Linked DNA regions of Homo sapiens: region 1 is linked to region 2. Evidence: read pairs that join two places in POLR2A ChIA-PET (ENCODE). Cell type or tissue: PC-9. All regions are shown on one strand. Each heading gives the region's core, and the rest is flanking DNA. Links, peaks and the distances in the headings are about the cores only. Region 1 has its middle 120 kb from the start of KRAS. Region 2 holds the start of LOC124902899 (a long non-coding RNA gene).

Region 1 (17,252 bases), core at 7,453-12,452, 160 kb after region 2:
AACTGGATTATGATAATGGCTGCACTGTTCTGTAAATATGCTAAAAACTGTTGACTTGTACATTTTAAATGGATAAAATCTGTGATAATTTAATTACATCTCAATGAAGCTGTTTTTAAAAATTGTAATTGATGACCTTGAAAATATTCAGCTAAAGGATTAGCAATGTGCAAAGTCACCAAAAGAATGGTTCTGTTTCAAATGCTTTCCTCCCACATCGAAGCAGTTACATGTGCAGAGCTAAAGTTCACATCAAATTTTAAGACACCCCAACGGTATGTTTAAAAAACTCTCTAACAAGATATACAACTAAGAGGCTTTTTTTGAGCTTGAAGGTTTGCTTCACCATGTGCTCAGACAATAAATTTGATAGATTTTGAACTTGCTGTCAGAACTGAACGGCTAATAACAGTCATTTGCAGTTCCTATCAAGACAAATCTACAATGGAAAACTGAAATTCTTACAAGTGGAAAGACATGCTTTTCTTAGACATTTCTGTAACCACAGTGAAGTAGATCAGACATTTTGCATTTTAATTCTTTCAAAGGATTACAAATAAATTGTTTTCCTATAGATTACCTTAAATGTACAACAGTTGATATAAGTTTCATTTTGTTTTGTTCAGTTTTTCACTTCTGGCAATCTAGCAAATAAACCTGAATCTATGAGCTAGAATGTATTGGCTGTCTGTAATATAAAAGTTTTTTTGGGGAAAAAAAGGTACGTTTTTAAGTAAAAGACTAAAGATAATTAAAGGCACCCCAATTACAACTTTATACAGTTCAAATGAATAAAAGAAACCTATTATTATTAAATATCCCAGCTTCATATTGTAATGAAAGGTAATCAAATATTATATTTATAATGAAAGAAGCCAGAAACAAAAGACTGCATGATTCCGTTTATATCATATTCTGGAAAAGGCAAAACTCCAGGGACAGAAAACAGATCAGTGCTTGCCAAGGGCTGCCTATAAAGGCGCGGGAACTTTCTGGGGAATGGAGATGTTCTTTATCTTGATTGTGGTTGTCACTATATGATTTTGGACATGTGTCAAAGCTCATTGAACTGTACATTAGAAGGGGATGAATTTTAATGTAAATAAATTATGCTTCAAAATCTGATGTAAATATATAATTATGAATACTAGATTTAACTAGTCAAAGAGTATGCTGTTTGAGTTAACTATATGATGCTGAAAGTATACTGTGCCATCAAGCAAAAATTGTCTGCATTTATTGAAAGTTTTATAGCTACCAAAAGTTTTTAAAATCTTTGTTGTAGAAAACTTGAGGAGAAAAAGGTTCTAAAACAAAAATCTCACTACCCAGATAAAACATTTTTGGGTTGTTTTTGAGTGCATCTTTGTTTTTTTATATGTCACCCGTGTGTATAATTCTTATGTGGTTTTTGCGAAGATTTTTTTGCACACACACACATAAAACAGATACACACACACACATACATACATATATGCATGAGTGAAACAGCTCATTTCAATAAATATTTTTCCAAGATGGGCTTTTTCATCATCTATTTCCTCATGTGTAAAAATCAAGATTCATTCACTTCATTGAATTAAAATGAAATGAGATAAAGTAAACAAAGTATGTAAAAGTGACTGACACATAGTAAGCATTGGATAAATATTAGCTATTATCAGTTTTTACATTAGGGAAAATTATAATGTGGGTGGTCTGCTACCTCAACAAACAATAAAGAGGCATCTGCATCAAGGAAACGGGACTCAAATACATTTTAAAAATCATATGCAGTGGGGACAATGCCATGGTAAACAAACACACATGGGCAAGGTGGCCTTGTTTTTATTGTCAAAATATTGAACACCTATCCAGAGAAGACATATAGTAGTCCCCGCCTTAAAGGCAGGCAAATCAGTTTCTGTTGTTTCTGACATCTGTTGGGCTTCGGTCTTGCCAAAGACACCCCCAACCTGCCCCATACTGGCCCAACAGCCTGTTCTTGCACAACCCCATCTGTCCCTCATTGGACTGTCCATTTGATGGGGGAATCTGGTGAGAAAGAACCTGGATTACAAGGCAGGGAAATAAGCCACTGGTAGAGTGCAAGAGGGCAAAAGCCAAGAAAAAACTGCAATGACCCTAACAGAGCTCACGCTGACCAGCAAACTTCCATGGATCAGTCTAGATAAAAATGTTAACACTTCATGCTAAAATTAGCTTCTGCAATACAAATGATTGAATGCTTTATAAGATACTTACTTTCATCACTCACTTGATGACAATCATTTACTGTATCCTCTTGTAATTTCTGTATTGCTTTTATCATTATAACTCCATAGTAGCTATAGTTTATTCAAGGCCTACTAAGTTCTCGCTATTCTAGCTACCAAGTTTTTTCTCTATATCTATACTGATATATGTGCATATCTGGCATATACACATATATATGGCAATGTTACACACCTCATAGATAAAGTAGGAGAGATTTGAACCCAGATTTTTTTGAATTAGAAGGCACATCTTTCCATGTGTATTTGTTTCCCATTTTAATGTGAGTTGCTTGAGGAAAATAGCAATGTGCTATGTGTCTATTTTTTTCAATCTCTACTGTGTCTACTTAGATGTAATATGTGTAGCAGATGCTCATATATTATTATATGAGAACATAATTGATTCATTAATGCTCATCACAGAGAGCTGTTGTAATATTTAATCCTATATAAAAATATCATTGGAGGTATATTTGCATTAAGAGTTGTAAGGAAGGGATTCAACCCTAATTAATAACAAAATTGATTTATAACTTGCCATTGAAAGAGATAGTAATTTTATTTTTAAAAAAATGAAACAAAGATGACAAAAGTAAAAGTATTTCCATTTATCACTACAAGGCTTGGAGGCATACTCATTTAAATTCCAATGAATTTAAGATAACATTTGATTGTGGTTGTGATGATTTTTGTAGACTGGTGTTTAATACCCTTTCCATCATCTTTCCAATGTGCCTGCCTATTCTGCAGAAACTGGAAGGTCTCCCAGACTCCTTGCAGCTGGGTCTCAAAATTTATTTGGATTCAGCCAGTGTGAAACATTCATGTGAGAGCAAACCTTGCTTCTGTTACCTTGTCTGTCAAGCACAGTTGTGGAGGTGTTGGGCTTTCTGTGACAGCATTAGTAGAGCACCCTCACTGTCTAGTCATTAGCTTCATGGTTAAAAACGGCAAGAGGTAGGGCATGGGTTTTGCTGGTATGGATTATGATAAGTATGAAGCAGTTCTGAAGCCAGTAGGTATGGCAGTAGGTATGGTGGCAGTGGTAATGTAATTCTAGAACCTGCAGCTTCCTGACTGGAGAAGAGGCAATAGCTACCTTGGTGGTCCAGTTCTGTGGCATAGCTTTGTGAGTTGTCCTTAAAGCTCCACCTCCAGTCTGTTTCCTCAGTATTTCAATGGTTCTTAAGCCAGTTAATACCCCATAATAAATCCTTTCCTGCTTAAACTAGCTTCAGTAGATTTTATTCTTTGCAAATGAACCCTGACCATTTCAGAAATGAAATGGATTACAGGCCTCTCTAAAGAAAAATTAAATGGATGGAGGCACAATACTGTCAATCAATACAGTAATCAAAATGACTCATGAGCCTAGCTAAAAAAAATGGATTTACATTGTAAATTTAGATGGACACTCTCTGTCTATTTGTAATCTAATGAACTCCAAAGAGAAGGTCAAATACTACATGCAGATAGAATATTACCATATTGACCAGGACTTATAAATTTATGATATCTTCATAAATTTAGCACTATTATTTAATAGTAATGTGCGGTATGGCTGGGCATAGCGGCTCATGCTTACAATCCCAGTGCTTTGGAAGGCTGAGGTAGGAGTAGAGGTGACAGCGTGCTGGCAGTCCTCACAGCCCTCGCTCGCTCTCGGTGCCTCCTCTGCCTGGGCTCCCACTTTGGCGGCACTTGAGGAGCCCTTCAGCCCACCGCTGCACTGTGGGAGCCCCTTTCTGGGCTGGCCAAGGCCGGAGCCGGCTCCCTCAGCTTGCAGGGAAGTGTGAACGGAGAGCAGGAACCGGAGCTGCACGCGGCGCTTGCGGGCCAGCTGGAGTTCCGGGTTGGCGTGGGCTTGGCGGGCCCCGCACTCGGAGCAGGCGGCCGGCCCTGCTGGCCCCGGGCAATGAGGGGCTTAGCACCCGGGCCAGCGGCTGCGGGGGGTGTACTGGGTCCCCCAGCAGTGCCAGCCTACCGGCACTGCACTCATTTCTCTCTGGGCCTTAGCTGCCTTCCTGCAGGGCAGGGCTTGGGACCTGCAGCCCACCATGCCTGAGCCTCCCACCCCCTCCGTGGGCTACTGTGCGGTCTGAGCCTACGCGATGAGCGCCGCCCCCTGCTCCACGGCGCCCAGTCCCATCGACCACACAACGCCTGAGGAGTGTGGGCGCACGGCACAAGACTGGCAGGCAGCTCCACCTGCAGCCCCTGTGCGGGATCCACTGGGTGAAGCCAGCTGGGCTCCAGCTGGGCTCCTGAGTCTGGTGGGGAGGTGGAGAACCTTTATGTCTAGCTCAGGGATTGTAAATACACCAATCGGCACTCTGTATCTAGCTCAAGGTTTGTAAACACACCAATCAGCACCCTGTGGTCTAGCTCAGGGTTTGTGAATGCACCAATTGACACTCTGTATCTAGCTACTCTGGTGGGGCCTTGGAGAACCTTTGTGTTGACACTCTGTATCTAGCTAATCTGGTGGGGACGTGGAGAACCTTTGTGTCTGGCTCAGGGATTGTAAACACACCAATCAGCACCCTGTCAAAACAGACCTCTGGGCTCTACCAATCAGCAGGATGTGGGTGGGGCCAGATAAGAGAATAAAAGCAGGCTGCCCCAGCCAGCAGTAGCAACCCGCTCTGGTCCCCTTCCAGACTGTGGAAGCTTTGTTCTTTCGCTCATCGCAATAAATCTTGCTGCTGTTCACTCTATGGGTCCACACTGCCTTTATGAGCTGTAACACTCACCGCAAAGGTCTGCAGGTTCACTCCTGAGCCGGCAAGACCACGAACCCACCAGAAGAAACTCCGAACACATCCGAACATCAGAAGGAACAAACTCCGGACACGCCACCTTTAAGAACTGTAACACTCACCGCAAGGGTCCGTGGCTTCATTCTTGAAGTCAGTGAGACCAAGAACCCACCAATTCCGGACACAGGAGGATCACTTGAGACCAGGAGTTTGTGACCAGCCTGGGCAATATAGTGAGCTGTGGAAACTCTGTGTTTACCAAATAAATAAATAAAAGTGATAGGAGGTATAATTAAATAGTACTTTTTTTTTTTTTTTTTTTTTTGAGACGGAGTCTCGCGTTGTCACCCAGGCTAGAGTACAATGGCATGATCTTGGCTCACTACAAACTCCGCCTCCTGGGTTCACGTGATTCTCCTGCCACAGCCTCCTGAGTAGCTGGGATTACAGGCGCATACCATCACACCCGGCTAATTTTTGTATTTTTAGTAGAAACAGGGTTCCACTATGTTGGCCAGACTGGTCTCGAACTCCTGACCTTGTGATCCGCCCGCCTTGGCCTTCCAAAATTCTGGAATTAGAGGCGTGAGCCACTGTGCCCAGCCGATTAAATAGTACTATTTAAATATGATAGGGCTGGGCATGGTGGCTCACACCTGTAATCCCAGCACTTTGGGAGGCCAAGGCAGGTGGATCACTTGAGGTCAGGAGTTCAAGACCAGCCTGGCCAATATGGTAAAACCCGTCTCTACTAAAAATAGAAGAATCAGCCAGGGGTGGTGGAGGGCGCCTGTAATCTCGGCTACTCAAGAGACTGAGGCAGGAGAATTGCTTGAATCTGGGAGGCAGAGGTTTCAGTAAATTAAGATCATGCCACTGCACTTCAGCCTGGGTGACAGAGCAAGACTCCGTCTCAAAAAAAAAAAAAAAAAGATATTAGGCTGGGTGCAGTGGCTCACACCTGTAATCCCAGCACTTTGGGAGGCTGAGGCAGGCGGATCACTTGAGCTCAGGAGTTCGAGGCTAGCCTGAGAAACATGGTGAAATCCCATCTCTATGAAAACTAAAAAAATATTAGTCCGGTATGGTGGTGGGCACCTGTAGTCCCAGCTACTCAGGAGGCTGAGGTGGGAGAATCCCTTGAGTCCCTGAGGCGGAGGTTGCAGTGAGCCAAGACTGTGCCACTGAACTCCAGCCTGGGCAACAGAACCAGACCCCATCTCAAAAACATTTTAAAACTATATAATATTAGGTATGATTAAATAGAAGTGGGAGGGAAGGAAATACGTGATTAAACACATGAAAAATAGCATTTTTGAATAGAAACTTTAAGATATGCTAATTATATGAAAACCTACTAATTTTATTTAGTTATGAGAAGTCTTAAGTAAAGCCTGCGGTGCTTGTTCTTAGGTGTCCAAGAATTAAAAAGCAGGAGCCCCTAAAAGAAGTGGGAAAAGTGTTTGAGAATACTGGATTAAAAGGAGAGCCCTCCCTGAGAAGTTTTGCTTGGCAGTCTAAAATTACAGGATATAAGTGTAAAATTTTATTTTGAAACCATATAATTAATTGGGGCTAGACAACTTACTGCTAAGGACTTTGAACTTTCAGAAGGAAAAAAATAACCAAAATGTAAAATATGAGGACAATGATCTATTTGAAGGAGATTTTCCTGGAATGGTAGTTATAGCCACCATAACAACTTTCATAATGCTTTAACTTAAAATAGTTGAAAGCCAGCTTTATAGTATCATCTAGGTGCCCAGCTTAAGTCATCATGAATGTGTCAGCAATGTAGAACTGCTATTTAAAAAGAGCTGACATGGTGCTCCAGTATATTAACTGAAATATGACACACAAAAACCATGAAGTAATTTTCCCAGTATATGTAAGGTTGGTCAAGCCCATATTAGAAACTCACATCCAGTCTGAGGTTTCATATTTTTAAAAGAATGTGGAGAAACTAGAAAGGATACAGAACATAGCACAAAGAATGATGAAAGAACACTGGGCATGAAATGGGTATGGGAACTAGTTTTACTTAGCCCTAAGAAGGCTAAGCTAAATGGTTTTAATATGTAACAGTGTTCTTGGCTATAAAAATAAAATAGGCAAATTACACTTAGAAGGCCAGGCACGGTGCCTCAGGCTTGTAATCCTAGCACTTTGGGAGGCCAAGGCAAGTGGATCAACTGAGGTCACGAGTTCGAGACCAGCCTGGCCAACATGGCAAAACCTCGTCTCTACTAAAAATACAAAAATTATCTGGGCATGGTGGTGCACACCTGTAGTTCCAGGTACTTGGGAGGCTGAGGCAGGACAACAGTTTGAACCTGGGAGGTGGAGGTTGCAGTGAGCTGAGATGGCGCCATTGCACTCCAGCCTGGGTGACAGAGCAAGACTCTGTCTCAAAAAAAAAAAAAAAAAAAAAATTACACGTAGAAGTCCTAACCACCCAGACAGTAACAGCACAGAATTAAATAAATAGGAGCATAAGGCTTGTAACAACACTTAAGTAAGAATTGGATCTACCTTTTGTTTCCAAAATAGCTAGCCAGACCAGCAGAGAGAATCTCCACAATGTGAAAACACCAGAAAAATAGGACTCCAGCTGAATGATAGAAACATTGTATTTGTGGATTGCTGAACAAATATTAACATATTTCAATATAGGAAGGAATAGTCCCCTTATTATTAATAACACAGAAAACAATTCATGGAAGACCAGCATGCTGTACTAATTGCAGACATTTTCAGAAGCAGAATAGGTCATTTGCATAGGCATCCAGCTAGCTGTACTGGCAAGTTGAAGCAAGTTTCATGAAAAATTGTATAGGATATACTTAACATGTACTGGCAGATTTAAAACTCCAGTAGTAACACTCTTTAAAGCTGGACTGCATGCCAACGGGAAACAAACAAACAACTGGCCCCGGCTGAGTCCTTGTCCACTTTCTGTGAAGCATCTGCCTTGCCAGTCTCAGTGTTTTAAAGAATAATCTTGGTCATCAGGCTGGCTTCTAAAATAAACCAGGCTAGCATGGGATTAGAGAGGGCAAAAGAGCAGAAGGCAGTTTTCAAATGGCACTCACTGATTCTTTTGAAAACCTCCTAAAATATTTCAATAATTAAATGAGGGTCTTCAGTTGCCAAAAGAAAAAAAAATAGAATGACTGATTGTCAGAACAACACCTTAGATCTTGGGACACCCTGCTGACCACATATATCAGAAATGAGACCCAGTGGTTTTCTACAGAATCACAATTCAGATTTCTTGAGGGAAGGTGTGGGAGGAGTTTGGAGGGAAGACAGGAGGGAGTACAAATGTGGTGTTGCTAGAGAGGCTCTGAATGTTTTCCGAAAGTATATGTTACTCTGATGCTTTAACTTTGCCTCCTGAAGAAAGAGGCATAGAATTCCAAGTAGAAGCGCTATTAAAAAAAGAAGTGCAAGGAAATGTCTTCTTAGTCAAATGAAGAGTAGAATGCACAATTATGCAGTGGTCTTGAACACTTCCAGAATTCTGTTTGGATAAGCAGAAGAATGAGTTTCAGATATTCCCTGTAGTGTGGAAATCTGTGACTTGGTTACTGCCCTTTAAGCCTTGCTCTGGGCAACTGCTTCCCTCCCCAGCATCATGGGGTTCTAATAGAACTGTCAACCAAACAGCTCTGCCTTCCCCAGTACAGGCCTGAACATCAAGAGAGTCCCATTTCCTCGACACAGTGGTTAGTCTGGAGGGGGCCATGCAACCAAACTGGACCTTGGAGGTTGACAGGGATGCTGGGAAATAGATGGCATCTCTCTTTCTGAGGCCACCAGATAACAAGGACATGTAAACTTGGAAGGCCACCTTTTATCTTTATTTTTTGGCCACCAGGAGAGAGCCTGCAAGAGAATGAGGCCGAGGCAGAGCAGAGCTAATACACGGAGAGTGAAAAATAATCCCGATAGTGTCACTTGAGCCATATCTAACAATGGTGAAAGACTAACCAACACTTGGAGTTTTTAGCTTAAGTGAGTCAATAAGCTGCTGGGTTTTGTTGTTGTTGTCGTTGTTTGTTTGTTTGTTTTGAGACAGTGTCTCACTCTGTCACCCTGGCTGGAGTGCAGTGGCGCAATCTTGGCTCACTGCAACCTCTGCCTCCCAGGTTCAAGCAATTCTCATACCTCAGCCACCTGAATATCTGGGATTACAGGTGTGTGCCACCACGCCCGGGTAATTTTTTTTGTATTATTTGTAGAGAAAAAAATACAATACCTGGCCATATTGCCCAAGCTGGTCTGGAACTCCTGAGCTCAAAGCAATCCTCCCACCTCGTCCTCCCAAAGTGTTGGGATTACAGGCCTGAGTCACTGCGCCCAGCAATAAGCTTCTTTTGATGCATAAGCCATGTTGACTTAGCTTTCTGGTCCCTTGCCACCATAGGAGTTCTTGACTGCTGCACTCCCATTTTGCAGATTGGGAAACAAAAGCACAATTATTAAACTCTACGGTGAACAAGAAGTGAGAACATTCACTAAAACATTCACTAGTTCATAGGAAACTGATGTATATAGGTACAATTACAGTATCACCGTTTTAATTATTTGGATTGACACACTTTGGAGTTTGTAAGACATTTACAGTACAGGGGAGAAGGGCCTGGGCATTGAATCAGACAGCCGAATGCTCTGGCACTAGCCAACATTTAACTGCTGTAAGGTTTAGGTGGGAAGGGGAAGAGGGACACTAAACCTCACTAGGTATCAGTTTCCTCATCTGTAACATAGTAACGGGAAATAGTCCCTACCTCATAAAACTATTATATGGATTAAATGAGATAGTGTGTGTCATCTGTTGTTACAAAGGCTGTTTAATGATACAGTGGGTGGCACTTAGTAAAGATTCAATAAATTCCTCCTGTTTTTCTTGTTTTTGTTTTTTTTTTTTCCTTTTTCTGGAGAACGGGGTCTCGCTATATTGCCCAGGCAGGTCTCGAACTCCTGGGCTCAAGCTATCCTCCCGCCTCTTGCCTCCCTGAGAGCTGGGATTACAGGCATGAGCCACCACGCCCTGCAAATTCCTCCAGTTTTTCTACAGATTGCAAACATGAACGTTACAAACAAGTCCTAGGGGGAGGATAAATTTTGCAGGGGAAGAACTGTGCATTTCAAAACATTGAATTTCCTCTCCCACCATGTTAACAGACTCTACAAAACCATTCTAAATATTTATTAAAATTATTCTTTTAAAATTTAAAAAAAAATTTTTTTTTTTTTGAGATGGAGTCTTGCTCTGTTGCCCAGGCTGGAGTGCAGTGGCACGAGCTTGACTCACTACAACAACCTCCGTGTCCTGGGTTCAAGTGATTTCCAGCTAATTTTTGTATTTTTAGTAGAGACAGGGTTTCATCATGTTGGCCAGGCTGGTCTAAACTCCTGACCTCAGGTAATCCACCCGCTCAGGCTTCCAAAGTGGTAGGATTACAGGCGTGAGCATCTGCGCCCGGCCTACCTATAATCTTAAGTATATACGTAACAATGCTACAATAAGGGGGACTTTAAAAAGTCAGTAATTCAGATTATATGTTTTTCTTATCTGTCTTCCCATCCTCTTCCTGATTTCCTAATCCCAGGTTCTGACACTATCCTCCAACCTTGATCTAAGCAAATTTCAGGGAGGAATTAATCTACCTCTTTATCCTCATTCCGTATTTATTTGCCTATTTATGCTCATTTCTATTTTCTCACCTTCCCTTGCTTTGCTCTTTTTGCAAAAAGTCACATTTCCCAGGCTCCCTTCCCAACTGGCTTCTAGTTAGATTTGGGCAACTGAAGATAACGGGACAGCAGGAGGAGGAAAACCAGCCTGTATCTTCCCTTTCTTTGTTTCAGGGTGCTTCTCCCATAGTGACTGCCTCTCTTTTCTGGTCCAGCTGCCTCCAGGCAGCCATAGCTCCTGGACTCCGGTAATACCACCTGTCCCTTTGGTCCCTCCAGCTTTGGGGTAGTAGCCCTGCTCTGCCTTATTCCTTATAAGTTTCCTGTTTTCTATCCGCCTTTTCAGTTTTTCTAATGTCTTTTCAAACAAGTTCTCCATAATTAACTTTTTACTATTAAACTTGCTGGCATGGGTTCTGTTTTCCTGAGCAGACACTGACTGATAAGAGTTCTCCATATTCAGTTAGTAACCAAGCCTTGTCAATCTGTAGCTCTCTATATTTCTCTTCACCTTTTTTTGCTGCCCTAGTACAGTCCAGCAACTCATACCTAGACTAACTTCTCCATTTCCAATCTTTTGACCTTCAGTCTAATTCCCCTTAAAGACTTACTCCATGCAACCACAAAAAAAAAAAAAAAAAAAAAAAAAGGAAATCATGTCCTTTGCAGCAACACGGATGCAGCTGGTCACCATTATCCTAAATGAATTGACACAGGAACAGAAAACCAAACACTGCATGTTCTCACTTATAAGTGGGAGCTAAACATTGGGTACACATGGACACAAAGATGGGAGCAATAAACATTGGAGATTCCAAAGAGGGAAGGGAGGGAAAGGGGCAAGGATTGAAAAACTACCTATCGGATACTATGTTCACTACTTGGGTGATGGGATAATTAGAAGCCCAAACTTCAGCATCACACAATATACCCATGTAACAAACCTGCACATGTACCATCTGAATCTAAAATAATAATTTTTTAAAAGAGGACTATAACATGAAAAAAAGAAAAATAGTCACCTTATTTTGCCCTTGTCACTATTAACCTCATTGAAAACCCCTCCAGGCTTGGTGTGGTTGCTCACGCCTGTAATCTCAGTACTGTGGGAGGACTAGGCGGGCAAACTGCTTGAGCCCAGGAGTTGGAGACCAGCCTGAGCAACATGGCAAAAACCTGTCTCTACAAAAAATACAAAAATTAGCCAGGCGGGGTGGTGTGCACATGTAGTCCCAGCTAGCTGGGAGGCTGAGATGGGAGGATTGCTTGAGCTTAGGAGAAAGAGGTTGCAGTGAGCTGAGATCACACCACTGCACTCCAGCCTGGGCGACAGAACAAGACTCTGTCTCAAAAAAAAAAACCAAAAAAAGCAAACCCCACAAAACCCCCCCCAAATAACCCTCCCCTTCCCTGCACCCCCTCACCCCCGTAACTCTTTATATCTTACACAAGAGCTAAGCTCCTTAGCATGAAGGACAAGGCTTTTTACAACCCATCTCTACCCTAGCCAGCTTCCTCTCTTGCTTCTCAAGGTTCTAGTAACAGCACATTGCTTACAACACTGGCTCACACACCCACTCACATTATGTGCATACACACAGCGACTCATATAAACATCCTGCTCTTCCTTCTCGCTGGTCTTGTCAGTTTCCTTCTTACCTATCTACTTCTGGCTGACTTTAACTCTCCTTCAAAACGCATCTCAGAAAGAATGTCTTCTCTGGAAAGCTTCTCTGAACACCCACGCTGGGCTGCCTCTGGGCTCATGCATACTTCTATGACTGCAGTTACCATGTTTTATTAAGATACCCTGTTTACAAGTCTTTTTCACTTATGTGGAGTGCCTCAAGAGCTCCAAAAATGCCCTCCTCATTTGTCTATGCTTCCATACTTTCTATCAAGAGATACTGGTGGAAATGAACTGAGCCATATCCCCATGTGCCCTGGCAGCCCAAATTAGAAACCAGTGAGTCATCCTTAATTTCCTTCTCCTTTACCCCCACATCCAATTGTCAATAAGTCCTCACTATTTTACCTCAGAAATTTCTCTGATATCTTGACCCTTTCTCTCTCACTCCATAGCCACTACCCTAATCTTCTAAGTCTGTGTTTTTAAGCTTTCTTCAACCATGACCCACGGTAAGAAATACATTTTGCATTGTGACACAAGAAATGCATTCTGGGCTGGATGTGGTGGCTCACGCCTCTAATTCCAGCACGTTGGGAGGCGAGGCGGGCGGATCACTTGAGGTCAGTAGTCCAAGACCAGCCTGGCCAACATGGCAAAACCCAGTCTCTACTAAAAATACAAAAATTAGACAGGCGTGGTGGCTGGCACCTGTAATCCCAGGTACTTGGGAGGCTGAGGCACGAGAATTGCTTGAACCCGGGAGGCAGAGGTAGTAGTAAGCCGAGATGGCGCCACTGCACTCCCAGCCTGGGCAACAGAGCGAGACAAAAAAGAGAGAAGGGAAGGGAAGGGAAGTGTAGGGTAGGGTAGGAGGGGAGGGGAGGATTCTGTGAAAGCAAAATATCTTAGGCCTCCAAAATCACTATGGAGAACTCAAGCTGGAAACTACTTAGGGCAAACCTGCCTCTCATTCTATTCAAAGTCACCCCTTTGCTCACTGAGATAGATGCATATCTAATTGCCTCCTTTGGGAAGGCTAATCAGAACCTCAAAAGAATGTAACTGTTTGTGTATCACCTATCTGTGACCTGGAAGCTCTCTCCCCACTTCCAGTCCTCCTGCCTTTGCTTCAAGTTGTCCTGCCTTTCCAGACTGACCCAATGTACTTCTTACATACATTGATTGATGTCTCATGTCTTCCTAAAATGCATCAAACCAAGCTGTGCCCTGACCACCTTGGGTACATGTTGTCAGGACCTCCTGAGGCTGTGTCATGGGTGCGTCTTCAACCTTGCCAAAATAAACTTTCTAAATTATTTGAGACCTGTCTCAAATTTTCGGGGTTCATAATTCTGAAGTTCAGATTTTTAATAAAGTCACTTTTATATAAAACACAATTTTGTAAAATGTAGCCAAGAGGGAATCTACTCAAGATTTAAATCCAACAATTAACTATCCATGTTTTCCTCATTTTAACATTATACTTCATGGTTTCAATCTTGTCATACTTTTTATCCAAAATGACAGTGTCTATGTTGAAAGTTAACGTTTCTGTAGTTAAACATGCTAAATTTTAAGTAAGCTCACTTTCTTCATTTTAAATAGTTAAATCTATCATAGAGGAGAGTTTATTAAAAATTTAAACTGCCCAGAAAGTTTATGCATAACCTGTAATTATGAATACATAAAATGGGAGATGGATGAAACAACATTTTTTGGTTGTGACCCACTAAAATCATTTCAGGATTCACTAACGGGTTGTGAACCACAGTTTGAAAAACCCCTGTTCTAGGCTCTCGTGATCACTTGTCTAAGTTACAGTTACTTCCCATCTTGTCTCTTTGTCTCCAGTCTGGCTTCTGTGCAGCTACCTTTCTGAAAAAAGACAGCTCTAACCCTGTCACTTTTTTCTTAGAAAAAAAAAATGTCCTTGGAGCCTGACTCATTATTACCTGTAAAGTAAAATCCATATTTCTTTTCTTTCTTTCTTTTTTCTTTTCTTTTCTTTTTTTTTTTTTTTTTTTTTGAGACAGAGTCTCACTCTGTTGCCCAGGCTGGAGTTCAGTAGTGCAATCTCGGCTCACTGCAAACTCCACGTCCCAGGTTCAAGTGATTCTCCTGCCACAGCCTCCTAAGTAGCTGGGACTACAGGCATGTGCCACCATACCCGACTAATTTTTTGTATTTTTAGTAGAGATGGGGTTTCGCCATGTTGGCTAGGCTGGTCTTCAACTCTTGACCTCAAGTGATCCACCCGCCTCGGCCTCCCAAAGTGCTGGGATTACATGTGTGAGCCATCACGCCTGGCCAAAATCCATATTTCATAGCATGATATCTAGGGTCCTCCACAACCAGCCCCACTGTAATATTTCACCCTTATCTCTACCCAGTGCCCTCACTCTCCACTACACCTCACTTCCATGAACTTTCCCCCCACTTGCTAACTCTCCTATCTCCATCTTTTCACCACTGCTGTTCCCTCCACTTGACATGCCCTTCCCCTCCGGATAGGTCTGTTAATCCTACTTTATTCTTCCATAGCCAAGTATCAATGGCATTATTTCTTTATACCTTCTCCACCTTCACCCTCACCTCTGAGAGTCTCGCAGATTAATTGCTCCCTCATTCAACATAGGTACCATCATGTTGGACACAAAGTACGACAGGGTTGAAACCATAAAGTGCAATGTAGGGTTTATTACCTGGAAAATAAATGACAAAAAAAAATGGAGAGTTAATTGTTGTATTTAAATCTTGAGTAGATTCCCTCTCTTAGTTGCATTTTGCGAATTGTTCACATCGCATATAAAAGTGACTTTATTAAAATTTGAACTGCAAAATGCATTTCTTGTGTCACAATGTAAAATGTATTTCTTACCATGCCTCATGGTCGAAGAAAGCTTAAAAACACAGAAGATTAGGGCAGTGGCTACAGGGTAAGAGAGAAGGGTCAAATCAGAGAAATTTCCGAGGTAAAATAATCAGGACTTATTAAGGACTCGTTAAGCCTTGACAATTTTGGCATTTATCATAGTTGGCTTTATATGAATTTTAATAGGTACCTGTGTCATCCTTCTGAGCATCAGCCTCTTGAAGGCAGTCTGGGCAACATTAAAAGAGATAAAGACTGTAAAGCACTTGGAACACAAGTCGGCAGGATCAATAAATATACATTTCTTTTCATCTTCATTCATCTTTTGTGTCCTATCACCTAACCATATGATGCTCAATAAATGTGTGTTGACTTTCAGTACATAACTGACCACTTTACAGTTACATTGCATATTAATAATACTCAATATTTATACACTACTTTATATCTTACAAACTGTTTTTATTGTGATAATCCATGGGGTATATTGTAGGTAGGTAGGACAAAACAAATTCCAGTTTACCAAGAATGAAGCCAAGGAAGGACCCAGAGAGGCTGTGCTATTGGTCGAGGCCACACTGCTAAACTCAAATCTAGCCCTGACTCCAAATCTGGCTGTATCTTGTTTTCTTTTGGGCAGGACTATCCTAGGCCACGAATGCCTGCCTTGCAGTCACCCACTTACCAGTGGAGCCCTGCCAAGACTCAGAAGTGCCATGGGTCTCATTAGGTCCCAATATACACCTTTATATCCCCAGCCTTGACTCTCCCGAGTTTCAGTCCTACTTCTTCAAAGACATTATGAATAAAGTTTCTTTTCTGAAGGTAGCTTCCCTCAAAAAAGAATTTTGGGAGCCATGTTCCTCCTTAAAAAACAACCAGGCTGGGTGCAGTGGCTCACAGCTGTAATCCCAGCACTTTGGGAGGCTGAGGCAGATGGATCACTTGAGTCCAGGTGTTTGTGACCAGCCTGGGCAATGTGGCGAAATCCTGTCTCTACAAAAGAGCCCCGCCAAAAAATCAGCAGGGCATGGTGGTGTATGCCTACGGTCCCAGCTATTCGGGAGGCTGAGGTGGGAGGATCACCTGAGTCCGGGAGGCGGAGGTTGCAGTGAGCCAAGATAGCAGCACTGCACTCCAGCCTGGGTGACAGAGTGAGACCCTGTCTCAAAAACAAAAAACAACAAAAAACAAAAACAAACAAAACACAACCAATAAGCAGATCAACAGAGAAAATAAATGGAGGCAGTTTGCTTACTAACAACAGAGTGGCAATAAAAACTTAGGCCTAGGTTTCATAAGATGTCTTAAAACAATAAGCGATAATGATGCGGCATGTCTAGGAACCCACTCTAAACATCTTTCCCTTTCACTTGGAGGATGAAGGGTGACAAGGATGACAGGCACAAAGCATCAAATGGTAACTCCTAAGCTCCATTTTAGCAAGTGGTGGGAAAGACAATCCAGATTTACCCAATGTCTTTTACGTCCTGAGAACTCAATGTGCACATTTTTTTCTAATTCTCTCAACCCCAATCAATCAAACAGGTTCTTCCTGAGTGCCTACAACCATACACCTTGCCCTGTGCCAGGCATGGGGGAAATGGTGGTGACAGGACAGCTGCAATGTCTTTCCTGTGGAGCTGCCAGTCTAGGGCAGTGGCTCTCAGCCTTTCTCCCACCGTGACACACTGGAGGGGTGCAGCACAGGATGAGAACCAGGGGCACCCTGTGCTCAGTACACACTCATGGCAGACTGGGAATGGGGAGGAGTGGATGAGGTTTTGGGTGCAGATTGACAAAGTATCCCCAATGACTCTGCTGTATCCCCCTTCCATAGGAATAAGGACACAGATTCAGAAAAGTTAAAAGACGCTTAGAACACAGTGCACAGGTGCTGTGACGGGAAGTGTTTTGACCAAGCTGTAGGAGCACCTCCAGTGGAGCTGGGTGGGGTCAGGGACAGCTTTCTGGAGGAAGTGACATAGAGTAAGAAATGAAAGAGTAGTTGCAGCTGTTTAGTCAGAGAAGAA
Region 2 (13,257 bases), core at 2,291-7,290:
TCCAATGATACAATAAAAATTATTCTGTAGCTTGCCAGCACTTGACAATTTACTTGACAGTTTAGAATCATAAACCCTTAGAATGTGATAGAATCTTAAAAGAGGATCTAACTCCCTTACCCTGAATGAATAAATTCCCTCTGATCACATCCTTATGTAATCTACTCCATTTCTACTACTTTTACAATGAAGAAAAATGCCAATGGTACTAAAATGGTAAAGCAGAAAACAATGAAAAACCATGTGATGGACACAGAGAAGACACATTTTATGGTGAAAACACAGAATTTGAAAACATTACTTCCTAAGATTCTGACAAAGATTCTAGGCTTATGTTGCAATGAACTCTCCTCTCTACATCATCTTGTTAAAATTAAGTAATTTTGGCCCAGTGCAGTGGCTCACACCTACAGTCACAGCAATTTGGGAGGCTGAGGCAGGAGAACTGCTTGAGGCCAGGAGTTTGAGACCAGCCTGGGCAACACAGCAAGAACCTGTCTCTATTTTAAAAATAAATAAGTAATAAAAAAAAATTAATTAATTTCAATCGTGAAGGAAATGTCACAACCTACACAGAGCAATGAATTCTTTTTTTCTCATATGAGAACTAATCATTCTCACACATACACATAACATTATCTTTTTCAGGACTAAGAAAAGCTAATTTATATATGTTTATCATTGTCAAATTTTTATTTATGTATTTATTTCCTAAAGGTGGGGTCTCATTACGTTGCCCAGTCTGGTCTTAAACTCCTGGCCTCAAGCAGTCCTCGCGCTGTGGACTCCTAAAGTTCTGGCATTATAAGTGTGAGCCACTGTCCCTGTGCCAAAATTTTTTTATTTTTACTTTTTTTAAGAGATGGAGTCTCTTTCTGTTGCCTAGGCTACAGTGCCATGGCACCATCATAGCTCCCTTCAACCTCAAACTCCTGGGGTCAGGCAATCCTCCTGCCTCAGGCTCCCAAGCAGCTGATACTACAGGCACACACACCACAGCCAGCTTGTCAAATAAATTTTTTTTTAAATTGTATTTAATTTTAAATTTTTAATTACCAAGTATACTTCTCTTTTATATGAATTACTTCCACGTGTACTGAAAAACAAGGATTCGTCACATCAAACAATTGTGACATTCACCTACAGTCACTGTATAAAACATAATTTGCACAAATTAGAAATTTTAGAATAGTACGTGCTTAAACCTTCATTTTAAATATAAATTAGAGCATAACACTTATTTTACTCTAAACAATTCTATTTTTAAAATCATCTAATGGTGAGACAATAGGAGGAGAAAATAAAAAATTAAAACCACCACCTAAATCTGGTCATGGTACTGTTATTTAAAATGTGTAACTTTTCAAACTGTATTGTTAAATTTGCAATATTTTAGAGGTTGTGGTAAAATTTAACATGCAAAATTGCTTTAATTGCAAAATATTGCTTTACAGAATGATATTCAAAAACATTCAGAGTTCATAAATTTCAACAAAAATTAATGCCAGTCATGCTTTGTTTCTGAGTTTAGTAGATTAGTACACCACGTAGTATCTTTTGGGATTGAGTCTACTATTCAAATGTATATTTTATACTTTTGGGAAATACCTAAAATTCATGTAATAAAGAACACCAACTTGTAATAAATATAATAAATGTAGTAGTTTTTGAAAACTGTAATTTTATTGCCTATTCTTAAGAACATGATATATTACAAACAATATGCATCCAAAGCTTAAGCTCTGCCATGAACTTTATGATACCTAGTGAAGTATTTTCTGAGCAAGACAGAGTTTAATACGGGTTTAGAAACGAAAATGAGAATTCCACGCAATAAATATTTACTGGGTAGTTACTATGTCCCAGGAACCTTACTAGGCAATGGGTGTGCAAAGATTAAAAATATGTAATTCTGGCTAAGATTTTGCTGTCAAGTAATATAGGAATGAAACAGAAGAGGTTAGTTATTTCAACATAACATGGGAAGCATATAATAGTTAAGAATAGTATTCTGGGAATACACAGGAAGGGCTCCATGCCTAGTCTAAGGGTTTAAAGAAAGGTTTTTAGAGAGTAGGAGACTGGGGAATCATGAGAGTGTTAGCTAATTAGTAAGACTAGGGATAAAAATACTGGCATTCCAAACAAGAGCCAAGACTCAAGGGAAGGTAGGAAATAACATGGTATTTATTTATAGAAGAACAAAAGAAATTCAGGCAAGATGACGTTTTTAGATATAAGACCAAAAAAGAGCTGGAGTGGTGGGAAGGTAGTAAGGACTATCTGCAACACATGTGGAACATGAGATTTTATTCTATAGCTAAAATGACTTTTTTTTTTTTTTTTTGAGACAGAGTTTCGCTCTTGTTGCTCAAGCTGGAGTGCAATGGTGCATTCTCAGCTCACTGCAACCTCTGCCTCCCAGGTTCAAGCAATTCTCCTGCCTCAGCCTCCCAAGTAGCTGGGATTACAGGCACGTGCCACCACGCCCGGCTAATTTTTTGTATTTTTAGTAGAAATAGGGTTTCACCATGTTAGCCAGGCTGGTCTTGAACTCCTGACCTCAGGTGATCACCCGCCTAGGCCTCCCAAAGTGCTGGGATTACAGGCGTGAGCCACCGCGCCCGGCCAAAAATGACATTTCTTTAAAGTGTATCTCTCCGGTTTCACAATGAATGATGGCAGCAACTGGTAAACCAAATAGGAGGTTCTAACAGTCCAACAAGAAATGATAGGGGCCTGAACTAATGATGACATAAAAGACACAGAATGTAACGTCACAGGAATTTGTGGATACTTCCAAACCAGGGGGAAAAGAGGGCGGTAGGAGTCATCCTAAAATTCCCAGGTTTCTCACTGGGATAAGAAAGTGCTGTGCTGCTGATGCCACTGAGATGGCGAACTTAGGCAGAAGTTATTATTTGCTTGTAAAATATCCAAAAGAAAAAATACATTTAAGAGTGGCTTTTTCCCACCTTCTGGGCCATTCAATATTACTGCTGTCTACTATAGCTCATATCTTTTTCTCCCTACTAAAAAAAAAAAAAAAAAAAAAAAAGCTGCTGATTATCTCAAAACTTTTCCCTTAAAAATAAAGGTAAATATCAGTTTCCAAATATTTAGTTTACTTAAGACTCATTAAATCATTAGACTTTATGCCAAATATAGATTAGTCTACTACAGCCATCAAAATTGTCTCAATTATAATTAATTCCCACTAGATTAAAAATAAATGTACTAATTATGGAAACAAGTTTCTTATCTTTTAATACTTCAAGTTAGAATACTACACCTAAGTAGTTCTAAAGTGGTTGCCACCTTGTTACCTTTAAAAGACATCTGCTTTCTGCCAAAATTAATGTGCTGAACTTAAACTTACCAGATTACATTATAATGCATTTTTTAATTTTCACACAGCCAGGAGTCTTTTCTTCTTTGCTGATTTTTTTCAATCTGTATTGTCGGATCTCTCTCACCAATGTATAAAAAGCATCCTCCACTCTCTGCATTGTAAAACACAACTTCTTTAAAGTCTGTTGCATTGGTAAGAGTAATTTACTGGGAAAGCCATGTGCAAGAAGTTTGAGATTATGAGCTTGAGATTTTTTTTTTTTTAAACAGACATCAGACTGTTTGAATAAAACTGAGGATGCAGTTTTAAAATATGGGCTAGAATCCTGGTTTGTTCTTAAAAGTCAGTTTTGTTTTCTAATGGAATTAAATTTTAAAATTTTTAAATTAGGAATTAGGAGAGATTATGACAAGCCTAAACACAGGTATTAGCATCTGTTTGTCAATTAATGCAACCATTTTAGTTTGCTAGTCCTGGAATTAAAGCCTAAACTGAAGTTAGCTTTAAATTACTTCTTTGACTTAGGAAAAAAGTGATTTATATACTATCGATTCCCACACCCTCCTCCAGGGGAGAATGAGAAGAAAAATGGTAAAATATGGACGTGAAACCTTTGTTAAAAAACAACAAAAACATAAAAGAATCTCAAAGGTGAGTCAAGAAACTGGAACCTTGAGTTTTATCTTAAATTTTAACACCTTTCAGTCTATTTCCAGGGTATACAAGTGAAGCTGAGACTGGGTCTTCTGTACATGTTTAATTACATTATTAAAATCTTAAATGAGAGCTGCTTACCATAATATAAAAACATCATGAATTAAAGGACACACACAAAATAGGAGCATTTTGTATCCTTACTACAAGTTCTTTTTTTATTTTTTTGTTTTAGAGACAGGGTCTCACTGGGTTGCCCAGGATGGAGTGCAATGGCACGATCATGACTGCAGCCTCGACCTCCCAGGCTAGGTGATCCCCCTGCCTCAGCCTCTCAAATAGCTGGGACTACAGGCAAGCACCACCACACCTGACTGATTTTTGTATTTTTCGTAGAGACAGGGTTTTGCCATGTTGCCCGGGCTGGTCTCAAACTCCTGAGCACAAGTGATCCGCCCACCTTGGCCTCCTAAGGGCTGGGATTACAGCCATGAGCCACCAAACCTGGCCTTACTACAAGTCTTAAAAATAATTTTTAGAACAGTGTTCAATCATACTGGCTGTGTGCCTTCCATTCTAATTTAAATACTCTTAATAGGGTTTTTCTTGCTTAAACATAAGAGAGCTATGACAACAGGTACAATCATATATTGGCCATATGGAGATAAAAGTTTTTAATATTTTCCAATCTAGAAAATTAGGCAGTCATCAAACGGGGCAAAGTGCTTAGTTAACTGTGCTGCTAGTTTGTTCAGAAAAGCATACCATCAAAGTAGGGGCACAGAGAAATACACAGAAATATTAATCTATATATAGTGCAAATTAAAAGATGTAATATTATGTTCATTCTTCTAACAGAAAGGTGAATATTTTTTAAAGCTGGTATATTTTACTCCACATTTAATTTTAAGGGAATTCTATTCTTTTATCTTAAAATTAAGAATAAATTACCTAATTTGGGGATTGGCATACATATTTTAGCTTTCTGAGATTGGTAACATCAATGTTTCTACTGAACCAAATGTAACAAAGTGGACCTAGCACCTAAAAAGTTAATGTATCACCAGTACCATTTGCAGTTTTAAATTCAATCACACACAGAGAATTGGCAACTAAGTATTAGTTGAAGTAAACCAATGGCTAGGGCTTAATTTTTGCATGCAGAAGTCATCTGTACATCTACTGCCTACAGTAGTTAAGAAAAACACACCTCAATTCTTTAGGGCACACTAATTTTTAGAAATCTCAGAATTATATTAAGAACTGCTTTAGTAAAGTACAGAAATTTACCTCTAAAGTCAAACTTTAATTTAAATTCATAATGTTAAGTTTCAGTTCAAAGGCAGGCATTTAAGTAACGTGATTATATGTTAAAATGCGTATCTCAAGTCATTAACATATACTATCCAGTGATATATTTATATTTAACGAATAACAAAAATCATTATATTCTAAGAGCAGTCTTATCTTATTTTTAATGGAATCAATTTAGTTAACTAGTTAGCTAAGCCAACTACAAACTTTCAACTACATTCGTTGGCACTTTAAGTTAGATACCCACTTACACCTGTATATAAAAGATTTTAAGTGTCAGGTGTGGTGACTAATGCCTGTAGTACCAGCACTTTGAGAGGGCAAGAGATGCCAGGAGTTTGAGACCTCATCTCTACTAAAAATAAGATAAATTAGGCATGTTGGCATGAGCCTGAAGTCCCAGCTACTCAAAAGGCTGAGGCAGGAGGGTTGCCTGGGCCCAGGAGTTTGAGGCTTCATTGAGCTATGACTGCACCACTGCACTTCAGTCTGGGCAACAGAGCAAGACCCTGTCTCTAAAAAAATTTTTTTAATCGTTTTAAAGTTTATATTTATCATTAATCCTCAGAAGGAAAGGGTTTATTATTTTTACCTTTGTCTTGAAAAAATTATGTATCCAAAATTTTCATTAATAAGCAACATAAATAATTTAAGGCACTAAAATAACTTTGTAGCATGTAAAATGTAAAGCATGAGCTCTGTTAAGATACTTTCACAAATGGTTCTCTTTCAATTTGAAAATCAATGTAAGAAATTTAAAAATATGTGTATATATATACGCACACACACAAACCAGGTAAAAGCTCATATTTTCATAAATTTTCTAAGAATGTAAACTTCTATTTCTGTTTAAAAAAAAAAAAGTTATAATGTCAATGTAGAAGTACCAAAACATACTATGAAGGAGAAAAACAGTATTGGTCCTCTACTAATTTAGCAGAAGCAAATTTTGATTTTAACTTATTTCTAAAATCAATATGAATGTGTCTACTTTTTCAGTGACAGCATCCCCACCACCAATAGTGAAATATATGATTTTTGTTTCCAGCAATGCAGAGAGAATTGGAAGCCAATAATTAAAAAGAAGAGATTATTATCCACCACCAAGAATTCAGTGTCAGGACCTCAGTGGCTCATATAATTAACAGCACAGGGTGACTTTTACCATTTCTTATTTTTAGTAATAAGAAACTTAGGTTTTAGAGTACCAGTTATTTACCACAGTTTTTCAGACTTAGTTATTTCTTGATAATATGCTTTAAAGTCATACTGACATCAAGAGAACATGAGAACATTATCCTTGTGTACACTGTAAACCACTGGCACTGGCTCTTATTTTTAAAATGCCTACAGTATATACCTATGAAACAAAACACTAGTTTTTCACATTCCAAAATCTGTAGATAATTTTTAAAGATAAAATATAGCTGAAACAGATATTTAATACCGACTGGCTACTCATTAAGCTCTTAACTAGCACACAATAATTTTTTTGAGAATAGGACTTGTTGCCACATATACTCATTTTGTGGGGGTTTTTTGTTTTTTTTTAACTTTTTCTTTTTTTGTTTTTTTTTTTTGAGATGGAGTCTCGCTCTGCCGCCCAGGCTGGACTGCAGTGGTGCAATCTCGGCTCACTGCAACCGCCACCTCCGGGTTCAAGCGATTCTCCTGCCTCAGCCTCCTGAGTAGCTGGGACTACAGGCATGCACCACCACACCCAGCTAATTTTTGTATTTTTAGTAGAGGGGGGTTTCACCATATTGCCCAGGCTGGTCTCAAACTCCTGACCTTGTGATCCGCCTGCCTCAGCCTCCCAAAGTGCTAGGATTATAGGCATGAGCCACCGTGCCTAGCCTACTTTTGTTTTTATACACATATACTCATTTTCAAATGTCACTTATTAAACTTTAAGAACAACTGAAAATACGTAGGAACAAAAGTATACAACTTTAAATATGTAAATTTTTTAAAATCAAGAGATTGACAACATTTTCAACTCAACTATTATCTGAAAACATACTTGTGAGGCTATGGAAACAAAGCACTCCATATAGAGAAAGTACTGTTAGCCAAAGTATCATTCTAAATCTTGCTAGACTATGCTTTTACTAAGAGATTTTGTTTTAAGTAAGTTTTTGTTCCTGTTAAATCTGCAAATTCTTGCAAAACTCTGTCAAGGAAGCAACACATCAAATACCCTAACTATATACAAATGCAAGACTACCAGCCTTTTGGTGGGGAAGGGCATGGAGGAACAAGATGTATTCTAAAACCCAACTGTGCATCCCTCACTTTCTCAAGAAACCTTGCCACCCACAGCCTATCTCATGTACTATTGAAATGCAGAAAAACCACTACTTGGGAGACTACCATGGTGCACAGCAAGTGCACAGTAACTGTTCCGTCAATTTTTAACTCATAAAAAGCTATAGTTCAAAATATTGATCTCATGTACACAAACTCAACTACTATTAAACAGAGACATAGCACATAAGGAGGTTGTTTTGCAAAGCATTCTTTAACGGGGTTCTTCTAACAATTAATTTAAATATCTAGAAATTAACAACAAAACCAGGAAATGAATCACTCAACATTTTTAGGTTCGTAAAACTAATTTTCACATTATATTTAAATTGAGACCCCCAGAGAGCAGAAAAGCCGAATGAGGAGTAACAGATACCCCGAAAACTCTGCTTCTGTTATTCACCTTACTGAACCCTCCCACTTTTGATTTTAGCAGACTGGAAAACACACAATTCTCATGGTGTCAATGTTTCAATTTTGACAGCTTTTGCCAACATGGCCATGCACTGTCCAAAGGGACCAGGAAAATCTGTCAACAACCCAGATAAATGTGAACTAGGTAACAGTCCTTATACACTAGGAACATAGGGACTACACAATGTACTAGCAGAAAATAATTCTATTTGCCTTTCAGATATGGACTGAACTGAGTGTAAAGAATATGTAACGCATTATATTCTAGCCAAGTAATTAGCTTTTTAAAATTATAAGTTATTAAGTTGGTAAAAATATATACCCTGCAATTCTTATCTTAAAAAGTACAGCTGGGCACAGTGGCTCACGCCTGTAATCCCAGCACTTTGGGAGGCCGAGACGGGCAGATCACGAGGTCAAGAGATTGAGACCATATTGGCCAACATGGTGAAACCCCGTCTCTACTAAAAATACAAAAATTAGCTGGGCGTGGTGGTGTGCACCCATAGTCCCAGCTACTCAGGAGGCTGAGGCAGGAAAATCGCTTGAATCCGGGAAGCGGAGGTTGCAGTGAGCCAGGATCGCGCCACTGCACTCCAGCCTGGCAACAGTGAGACCGTCTCAAAAAAAAAAAAAATACTAGAGACCAGGCACAGTGACTCACGTCTGTAATCCCAGCACACTGGGAGGCTCAGATGGGAGGATCACTTGATGCCAGGAGTTCAAGACCAGCCTGGCCAACATGGCGAAACCCTGTCTCTACTAAAAATACAAAAATCAGTCAGGTGTGGTGGTGCGTGCCTGTAGTCCCAGCTGCTCGGGAGGCTGAGGCACAAGAATTGCTTGAACCCAGGAGGAGGAGGTTGCAATCAGCCAAGATCCCACCACTGCACTCCAGCCTGGGTGACAGAGGGAGACTCTGCCTCAAAAAAAAAAAAAAAAAAAAAAAAGAGTACTAGGGTAAAATTTCTATTTCCTTTCCATGAACTATGTTAAGTTTTACTTTAAGATTATTAAAGTTAGCCTGTAAAATACAAAAGTTTAACCTAACTTCTAGTAGCTAATCAAACACTAAAGTTACCCAGAGAATTAGGAATCAGCATATTACAGCCAATGGACCAAATGCAGCCACAGCCTTTTTTTTTTTTTTTTGAGACAGAGTCTCGCTCGGTCGTCCAGGCTGGTGTGCACTGGCTTGATCTGGGCTCACTACAGCCTCTGCCTCTCAGGTTCAAGCAATTCTACTGCCTCAGCCCCTTGAGTAGCCAGGATAACAGGCACCCGCCACCACGCCTGGCTAAGTTTTGTATTTTTAGTAGAGACGGGGTTTCAACCACGTTGGCCAGGCTGGCCTCGAACTCCTGACCTCAGGTGGTGTGCCCACCTCGGCTTCCCACCTCATTTCTGGGATTACAGGCATGAGCCACAGCATGCGGCCAGCCTATTTTTATACTATGCACAAGCTAACAACGATTTTTGCATTTTAAAGGGTCATAATTAAAAAAAAATGCAACAGATACCACTTGTGGCCCTCAAAGCCTAAAACATTTACTATCTTGGCCCTTTACAGAAAATATTTGCCAGCCTCTGATTTACATGGATGAGAACTTCTAAATGAATGTTTTGTTCCTTTAACCGGAATATAATTCTTTTTGGGTGTTTACGTGTTTTAGGCTCATGATCAAGACCCCAAAAGTTAGGGCATAAAACAACTTGCCGATAAAATACAACAAGGATATGCACACTAATTTTGTTTAAAAAACAAATAAGGGCCAGGCGCGGTGGCTCATGCCTGTAATCCCAGCACTTTGGGAGGCCGAGGCAGGTGGATCACGAGGTCAAGAGATCGAGACCATCCTGGCTAACACAGTGAAACCCGTCTCTACTAAAAATACAAAAATTTAGCAAGGCATGGTGGCGGGTGCCTGTAGTCCCAGCTACTTGGGAGGCTGAGGCAGAAGAATGGTGTGAACCCGGGAGGCGGAGCCTGCAGTGAGCCAAGATCCCACCACTGTACTCCAGCCTGGGCGACAAAGCAAGACTCCGTCTCAAAAAAAAAAAACAAGAAAGAAAGAAAAATAAATAAATAAATAAATAAATAAATAAGCTGAATAACAGATGAGTAACAAAATACTCTGCAGAAAGGAGGACTTGACATTTTCACCAGTAACTGGAGATGTAAAATTTATTAAAATTCCCATATTTCATTTTATAATCTCTACAGTTACTCGGAATAGCTCTTTAAAGTCTTCCAGAAGCATGCAAATATCAAATTAATTTCAACGGAGGAAGATTAATAAGACTTTTGAAAGGCAAATTAATTTCTAGGCAAATCAACAAGTCCATTTAATAATAAAAGGAAATCAAAGAACAGAAATTAAATATCTAATTTATAGTTTAGCAACATAAATTACATAATAACATCAGTGAAACAGGATGTAAAAGAAAGGTTGAGTGCTCTGTTAAGAAGTACAAGTATTCTTTCATACTGTATCCCTCCATTTTTAATTAGATGATCCACATAAAAATGTCTACAAATCAAATTTGTTTATCTACTTACATATTATATACCTTCAAAAAAACAAATCAAACAAAAAAACCCAAGGCCACAAAACTGTATAAAACCTAAAAATCTCTTATAAAAGGAAGCCAGATAGTTTTCTGATCAAATATGAATGCTGTGTTATATTAAAGTATTAAGGTCAAATAGCAAGAATCAATTAGTACTTCTGAGGTAGTAATCATACAACCACCAAAAAGGAGACACAGCTATTTTAGGATATTATCAAATGAGAAGTGGACAGCAACAAAGTGGGACTAACAAGACTCTTTTTATGTCCTCTACTGCTTTTCTACTCAAAGTATGGTCCAAGTACCAAGAAAAATACCACCTAGGAGTTTGTTAGAAATGCAGACTCGGTCCCCACCTAAACCTTCTGAATTAGAATCTGGATTTTAATAAGCCCAGCTGATTTGTATGCATAAGAAAATATAAGAAGCACTTCTTTACTGCAACCCCTTAAAACATTATGCAAAGTCTCTTAAATTTTTTCTTTTCTTTGTGAAATGTAAGCTAAAATGTTCAGTGGTATAAAAAGCATCTTTTAAAAGTTGTAAGTAAAGCAAATATAAAACAACAATGGTAGAATCTAGGTAGTATATTTGCAAATGTTTTAAATAAAACTCAATTTTGTATTTGAAAATGTTTCATAAGAAAATGTTGGAAGAAAAAATAATAAATATTAGAATCATGTTTTCTCAGTACCTTCTCTCCTAAGAAAAGTCAAGGAGACTGTAAAGACAGTAAAAAGAAAAACAAAAACCAAGCCTCTTCCTGGTCTTTGGAACCTGGAAATGGATTTATGTGAAATCTTAATTCCTCTAAAGTAAAGTGATATATGATATACACCAAGTTTAACCTATAAATCAGGTTTTAGTAAAATTGCCAGATAAATCTGTACAATGGTCAAACTAGAGAAATTCAGTTTTTAATCCTCCCAAAATGACTTGAAGTAGAATTTACTGTTTCTTTACTATATATCAAATTTGTATAACTAGGAAGAGGTACATATGCTCTCCTACTAGGGAAATACAACATATATATTAGCTGGATAATGATTTACATTTACATTTTTGCACCTTTATGAAATTTGATAAACTTCTAGAACGCTTGTTTTTAAATGTTTAACAATGTAAAAGTTGTTCAGCAATTTTTTTTAACTCCTAGCATTACAGAAGTTAATTTCTACAAAACTGGTTTTCTGGGCTCACAGGTAAATGTAACCAGAAAAAGCCCTAAACAAATTGATGGAATATAGATGGATCAATTTCTTAGTACAGTCATGTACCACATAATGACATTTTGGTCCACAGGAGATTGCATATGTGATAGTGGTCCCATAAGATTATAATGGAGTTTAAAAGTTCCTATTGCTTAGTGATGTTATAGCCATCCTAACACTGTAGTACGACACATTGCTCACGTGTTTGTGGTGATGCTGGTGTAAACAAACCTACTGCACTGTCAGTTGTATAATGGTATAGCACCTATATTGTTATTTTATAGTGTACTCCTCCTATTTACTAAAAAAAAAAAAAAAAAAAAAAAAAAGTTAACTATAAACAGCCTTGGATAGGTCCTTCAGGAGGTATTCCAAAAGAAGGCAATGTTATTATAGGAGATGACAGCTCCACGTGTGTTACTGCCCCTGAAGATCTTCCAGTGGGACAAGATGTGGAAGTGGAAGACAATGATATTGATGGTCCTGACCCTGTGTAGGCCTAGGTTAATGTGCATGCATGTCTTAGTTTTTAACAAAAAAGTTTAATAAGTAAAAACAAACAAAAAATTTTAAATATGGAAAAAAGCTTACAGAATAAAGATATAAGGAAAGAAAAATTTGTATAGCTGTATAATGTGTGTTTTAAGCTGTATTACAAAAGTCAAAATGTTAGGAAAAATTAAAAAGTTTAAAAAGTTACAGTAAAGTAAGGTTAATTTATTATTGAACAGAAATTTAAAAAAATATATAAACTTAGGGTAGCCCAAGTGTAGGTTTAGACACACAAAACTTACCATTGTGTTAACAATTGCCTTATAGTCATTAGTACAGTTACATACTGTACAGGTTTGTATCCCTGGGGCAAGAGACTATACTACATATCCCAGGTGTATAGTAGGTTATACTACCAAGGTTTGTGTAAGTATATTCTATGATGTTTGCACAATGACAAAATCACCTAACAATGTATTTCTTAGAAAGTATCCCTGTCATTAAGAGACATATGACTACATATAACAATTAATTCCTTCCTATCTTTATGTATTCATTTCCTATATGTTAAACTCTTCATACAAACAGGTTAAATAATAGCAACTGAAATTATTTTATTTTACCTGAAGAAAAAGTCATTTTTAAAACAAAGATGATTTTTGAAACAAAATTCAGGTTCTCTCTGGCAATAATTTTTGTCAGAAAAATGCATTAAATGAGTAACAGAATTTCTGTTGGCTTTCTGGGTATTGTCTTTCTTTAATGAGACCTTTCTCCAGAAATAAACACATCCTCAAAAAAATTCTGCCAAAGTAAAATTCTTCAAATACAACAACGTTTAACCTAGAAACATGACATAATGGTTTAAAAGTACTACCGAAATAGAAAACGCAAAAATTTGTTGCCCTGTTCTTTATATATATATATATATATATATATATA

What was found. Peaks named below come from ENCODE experiments on the same cell type or tissue, not always from the same donor. Only the 100,000 strongest peaks of a DNase experiment are listed, where the experiment ranks them.
Region 1: POLR2A ChIA-PET joins it to region 2 with 14 read pairs; 23 of 35 experiments call an interaction of 5 or more read pairs at or near these places.

The regions. Positions count from the first base shown.
Region 1 is chr12:25,365,320-25,382,571 of GRCh38, forward strand. No RefSeq gene overlaps it. Among named protein-coding and RNA genes, the nearest start is that of KRAS, 120 kb to the left of the region's middle. RefSeq lists enhancers at 1-293, 3,793-4,293, 4,294-4,794. In PC-9, for the core only: no CTCF peak of the experiment used is centred there; no DNase peak of the experiment used is centred there.
Region 2 is chr12:25,212,058-25,225,314 of GRCh38, forward strand. All of the region lies in intron 4 of KRAS (KRAS proto-oncogene, GTPase), which reads right to left. It overlaps LOC124902899 (a long non-coding RNA gene), which reads left to right and starts at 3,494. Exons shown (of 2, transcript XR_007063246.1): 1 at 3,494-4,003; 2 at 6,369-7,817. In PC-9, for the core only: no CTCF peak of the experiment used is centred there; no DNase peak of the experiment used is centred there.